Regions from separate parts of the Homo sapiens genome. Here region 1 is linked to region 2. A link is an interaction called in ENCODE POLR2A ChIA-PET data of the cell type or tissue named here. Cell type or tissue: MCF 10A. All regions are shown on one strand. Each heading gives the region's core, and the rest is flanking DNA. Links, peaks and the distances in the headings are about the cores only. Region 1 overlaps PKP1 (plakophilin 1). Region 2 has its middle 24 kb from the start of TNNT2.

What was found. Peaks named below come from ENCODE experiments on the same cell type or tissue, not always from the same donor. Only the 100,000 strongest peaks of a DNase experiment are listed, where the experiment ranks them.
Region 1: POLR2A ChIA-PET joins it to region 2 with 56 read pairs; 5 of 35 experiments call an interaction of 5 or more read pairs at or near these places.

Annotation. Positions count from the first base shown.
Region 1 is chr1:201,298,505-201,301,309 of GRCh38, forward strand. All of the region lies in intron 2 of PKP1 (plakophilin 1), which reads left to right. Among named protein-coding and RNA genes, the nearest start is that of PKP1, 16 kb to the left of the region's middle. In MCF 10A, for the core only: no CTCF peak of the experiment used is centred there; DNase peaks (open chromatin) are centred at 707 and 1,557.
Region 2 is chr1:201,352,194-201,354,998 of GRCh38, forward strand. No RefSeq gene overlaps it. Among named protein-coding and RNA genes, the nearest start is that of TNNT2, 24 kb to the right of the region's middle. RefSeq lists an enhancer at 1,331-1,870. In MCF 10A, for the core only: no CTCF peak of the experiment used is centred there; a DNase peak (open chromatin) is centred at 1,178.

The DNA of each region.
Region 1 (2,805 bases), core at 205-2,704, 54 kb before region 2:
GCAGATTGCCCTACACCACCCTGCTCAGGATCTAATCAGTAGAGAGGAAAACCACTGAGGCATCATCAGAGGGAGGTCTGGAACAGGGTGACCATGGTGACTGCCACATTGAATCACTCAGTTAAATCCAGCCTGGCATGCCTAAGAGTGAGAACTCCCAGAATATAACAAGGGAGAATTCTGTCTTTGTCTTGGCATTGTCCTATTCATTGACCCCATTTCTCCTCTTTAACGCAGGACTTACTAGCAAATCTTTCTTCCAGCTTCTTCTCAGTTGTACTTGCCTAACTGATATGTCTGTATTTGACGATCCCATTGTGACAGAGTCTTGTGGACAATGTGCTAGGGGCCCTTACCCTAAGGAGAACTGATCTTGGCCACCCTAGACCTGAAGAAATGTGGATGAAGCCTCTGTTACAGATGAGAGGACTGGGGTTGCATCACACTCCAGCAGGGGATGGGAAAGCCAAGCACAGTGCTCCCCAGGTTGGTGGTTCACCCTCAGTCACAGCCATGCTAATCGAGTGTCCACAAGGGCAGAGCCATGGGCCAGGTACTGCAGAGGGGCTGCCGGGGAGAAACACGGTAGGACTCCTACCCTAGCAGCAGCAGAAACAGACTGTCCTTACCAATCCGCAGTCAACAGAGGCCATGCCCAGAGACAGCCCGGAGTGGAGGAATAAGCCCTGGACTTTGGCCAGGAACTTCACTAGCCATGTGACTCTTAGTCAAGTCTGCTCCTTAACTAGCTGTGTGACTCTAGTCAAGTTCTTAATCTAGCTGAACCTCAGCTTGCTTATCTCTGAAATGGATGAAAATTCCTGTCTCAAAGAGCAGTATGAAGTTTATGGATGTGACATACCAGATCAGCAGTGGGAGGCGTGGATTCCAGTCTCAGCTGGGCTGCTACAAACTGAGGGATCTGGAGTGGACTTCACCTCTCTAGACCCTGGCTTTCTCAATTATGGAGCAAGGCAATTGGACTAAAGCACAGCCAAGGACTCACTTAGGGTTGCATGTGGCTTGAGAGCTGACTCTGAGTAGCTACAGGGAGCTAAAGTCTGTGTGCTGGTCCCTCCAGGGTCAGAGGTAGTGTTAATTCCTCCAGCCCAGATTTTTGCTTCAAGCCTACAGATGGATAAAAGCTTCTTAATTTCCTCTTTGCTTTCATCTGAGCACTCCAGGCACCAGGAAAACAGCAGTTAGTTAGCCCTTGCAACAGGATGAAAAGATGGTAGGACTTCATTTACTTTAGCTTCACAGACAGGGAAACTGATGCACAACAAGTAGCTCTGCTGAGTAACTACCCTAACTTAAAACAGACCCAACTCCCTCTTTCCAAACCATGTGTCTCAGCTCCAAATGCCACTTTCTAGGTGTATGAGCTGGGTTCCTTCGGCAGTGCCTGCCGGGCCTCTCGTCTTTTCTTGAAAAGTCCAGGTGAGGGACTGATAGTAGACCACAGCCTCCTACTCCCAGGCAGGCATGGATCCTGCTCCAAGAGGGAGCAATTGATGTGTTTGCCAACTCAGTGTCCCCGCTGCCAACTCATGACTCACCCCCACCCAGCCCTGGGAGATAGGAGAGTCCTACAAGGGCCCCAGGCTCTCACCCCAACAAGAAGAGGCAATGATCCTACTTGCCAAGGGACAGAATGTGCCTCTGAGAGAAAATGGAGGCAAGTGAGCGGGAGCGGGCGGGCCGGCTCCAGGGGCACCCCTCCCTGTGGAAGGAGCATGCCGTGTGCTTTCACAGACAAACTGCTGCCACTGGGACACTCCCTGTATTAAACTGAAGGAGAAGCCTATGGCAAACACTGGTGTCTGGGTACTCCTTGGGAGGGGCCCTCCTTTCTAAGCCACAGTCCATCAGAGTGGCTCTGCTTCCCCTAAGAAGCTTCTGTTGCCCTTAGGGTTGGGCTGAGCTCGGGGAGCTTCCTTTCTGGGCTTGCTCTCCCCTCCATGGCAGGTGAGTTGAGGCTCTGCCTCCTGGCTGAGGACTGGGTAAGCCAGGGAGGCCCCTTTAGAGCCCAGAGAGAATGTGGAGAAAAGGAACAAACATTGGTCTGAGGGCTGGTTTCCCGTGACTGTGTTGGGGACTCCTCTTCTGCTGGGCCTCAGGCTTATCATCAGCAAGACTAGATGGTGGCTCAGACCACCTCCTTGTAACTCTGACGTCTGGCTTCTGTGTCCCTCTTTTGGGGAGAGAAGTCAGAGAATGGCCCCATGTCAGCAGCATGGGCTTGCAAAGGGAGGAGGACACGGTTCCAGTGAACAAATGCAAGTGGTGTCCTCCAAGGGCAAGCTCCAGGTGCAGGAAGTCGGGATCGGCTCCTGGAGGAGCTGAGCTTTGAACTGAGTGTGCAAGGAGAGAGGGCTGCCCTTAGCAGACAGGATGGAGGGCAGAGCAGGAATGCCCCTAGGTCTGGACTGTGGTCTGAGAGTACCTTGCTGACTGTTCACAAAGCATAGGCATCCCCTGCAAGGAGGGCAACTGGTTCCATGTTGCCAGCTCCTGAGGTCTCCTAAGCCTCCCAGGCCTTCATCACAAACCCACAACAATGCTCCTCAGGGCCGAGTGAGCACGCTGGCCCCTCCATCCTCCTGCCCCAGGGAGGAGCACCAGACCCAGGAGAGGGCAGACTCCCACCAGTCACTGTCCTGATAGTGTGGACCCTTGTAGAGGAATGGAGAGGGAAGGCCAGGGCAATTTGGTCAGGATGTGCAGGGAGACTTGTCACTGCTAAGGGACTCAGTGTGGCAGCTGCTTAGCAAGTGGGGAGCACCAAGCTTTGGCAGCCCAGGA
Region 2 (2,805 bases), core at 139-2,638:
TGAAAGACAATGCAACTCTAATGTGATTAGTTTGCCATATTTTCCCTCTCTGATATTTGATATTTAAAAGATCAAACCTTAAACAAGATCATCTAATTTGAGAATGATTTTTCTCCTGTATTCATTCCCATGCATGGAGGCCACTGGGATCTACGGATGAACAACCCAGGACCCCAGGTCCCAGGAAGTGCCCAGGCTAGATGTAGGGGAGAGATGAGGAAACCACCAACCGCAACTGAGTGGGATGAGGGCTAGGTGAATTCACAAGCCACTTTATATGAGCAAGAGGCAGTGGTAAGATCTTACATTCCTAATTCCAGATTTCCCAGGTGAGTGATCAAATTTTTGCAATAGACAAATTTGAACATTATTTCACACAAGTTTTTCTATGATAAGGATCGATGCACTCGTACTTTGCATTATATAATCAGAAATTATTCAAATATTTGTTGGCTAAAATACAGAAGGGACTTCTTGAAAATATGCTTTTCTTTGTTTCTATCAGATGCCTGACTTGATTTGGTAGGAAGTGTACCATTCAAATAATTTTAACATTGTAATAAAAATACAGTAATCAGGATCCTGCCCTGTATGACCTTGGATGAGTCACCTAACTTCTCTGAGCCTCAGTTTCCTTGTGTATAAAATGGAGTTATTATATAGGACCTAATTTTGCATGTTACTGTAATTAGAGAGTGGACATAAATTACGTAACATAGTATATGGCACACGATAGGTGCCTAATATATGGAGGCAAATATCATTTGTTAGTATTATCATGTAGCTGGCTTACAAATTATGCCAAGTGTCTCCCAGCAGAAACCACTGCTCACCACATCACCTGGGCCTGAACAGGTGGGAGATGTGGGGCCAGAGGAGTCTCTGTGTGAAGTTCAGAGGGAAACACTGCTTTGTCTATTGCCCCCAGGTAGAAGTGAAGTGACCTTCTGCCTTTATCTTCATCAACCTGCATTCCTAGCTGGCATCATCTTCTGGGAATTGGCAGGGTACGGATGGGTGGGGAGAGGACGGGGTGAGGCAGCTCATCCTAAACAGGTCTCCCTGTCCCACATTTAGCAAACCCAGCACAATCTCAGCACCTCTCAGCCTGGGAATCACACCACCTCTCCCACCCCGCCCACTGCGTTCCTGAAGAGCAGCCCCAGCCTAGCCCCAGGCTTCTTCAGGTTTGCATTGCTCAGGCCTGGCTTTACGGGGAAAACTGCTTTGGGATTGGGGCGTGCTGCAGGTGTGGCCAGTGTGGCCAAGGCCAGCACTGAGGGCAGGGCCACAGGGCGGAGCTGGGGCTACTTCCCCCAACCCCCGCCCCAGGTCAGGGCGCTCTGCACAAGTATGGAAACATTTTTCTCCTGAGTCTTCATTTGAGAGCAATTTAAATTCCTGTAGATGCTGGGGTGGGAGCTGAGAACCTGGGATGAGCAGGTGGGTGGGGCTGAAGCCCTGGGAACAGTGCCAGGCAGGGAGGTCTGGGCTGGGCACCCAGTCCTGGTTTCTGTGAACCACAGGAGGCCCAGAGTGAATGGGCCTTCAATGTGCGGCTCTTAAGGCATCACCAGAGGCATCGCTGGTGCTCAGGAAGCCCCAGGTGCTCAGGAGGGAGTCCCAAAGGCTTCTTGGAGAAACAGGGACTTCATCGAGGCCCTGAGGAAGGCGGAGGGCAGTTGGATAGGCAGAGACAGAAAGAAGGGCAAGAAAAAGCCATGCAGAGGTGGGAGAGCATAGGACATGCTGGAGAAACAAAAGTAGCTAGCTCCATTTGGCTGAAAAGTAAGGCTGGAGGTAGACTGCAGAGGGTCCCTAAAGCACCTCTGCCACCCCCAACAACAGCCAGATAGGCCCTGCTGGCATCTAGACCCAGGATTCTGCCCACCCTGAGGTTTACTCACTATCTTTGCAGAGTCGAGGGGTAACCCACAGACAAGGTAATGACAGGTGCTTCCATGACCCACAGATCCCCCCAACTACTCTGGGACACAGGTATGGGGTATAATTACTCCCAAGAAGGAGGAGGCTGGCCAATGATTCTCTTGCACCCTGGGTAGAGCCCCACTCAACCCCACCTCTACTGTTCCCTCCAGAGGCCGCCTCCATGTGCTAGACATAGCACATCTCCTCCTGTCAGGTCCCAGGTGGGCAGCTGGAGGGCAGCAGAGAGGGTCAAGCTCCTGGACTCCTGCCCTGTGCCCTCACCCCAAGTCAGCCCACGGGAGGCTCTGATTCTGGCCCAAGCACTGCAATCTGGGGAGATTTGGGATGCTCCTCAATCTACAAGATCCACATGTTAGGAAGAATCCTGGCTCTGGCGTCACATAGACCTGGGTTCAAATCCCAGCTTTGCCACTTACTAACTGAATGGCCCTTGGCATGTTGCCTAAACTCTCTGTACCTCAGTTTCCTCATCTGCAACATGCGGTGTGATCTGGGGACTGTGGATGGTTGGCTGGAGAGAACATATGTAAAGTAGCTGGCCCAGTGCCTGCGTGGGGGGCGCAGAGCGAGAAACACATGAAGGGTATGTGTGCAGGGGGAGAAGACGAGCTGACCCAGATCAGCAGCATTTTCCCCAAATTCACACTTAGTCTTCCTCCTGGTAGGGATGACAGGGCAGACTGGACTTTCAGAGGAGAAGCCAAGCCCAGAGAAGCAAGTGAGTGCCCGTGGCTACACTGTGGGAACATGGGGTCCAGCCTGGTCTCCCCTGCACCCCCAGCCTGCCCCATACCCAACAGGAGCCTATTAGAGAGCCTGGCCCTGAGACCTATCCCTGAGCCCAGCTATTTCCCC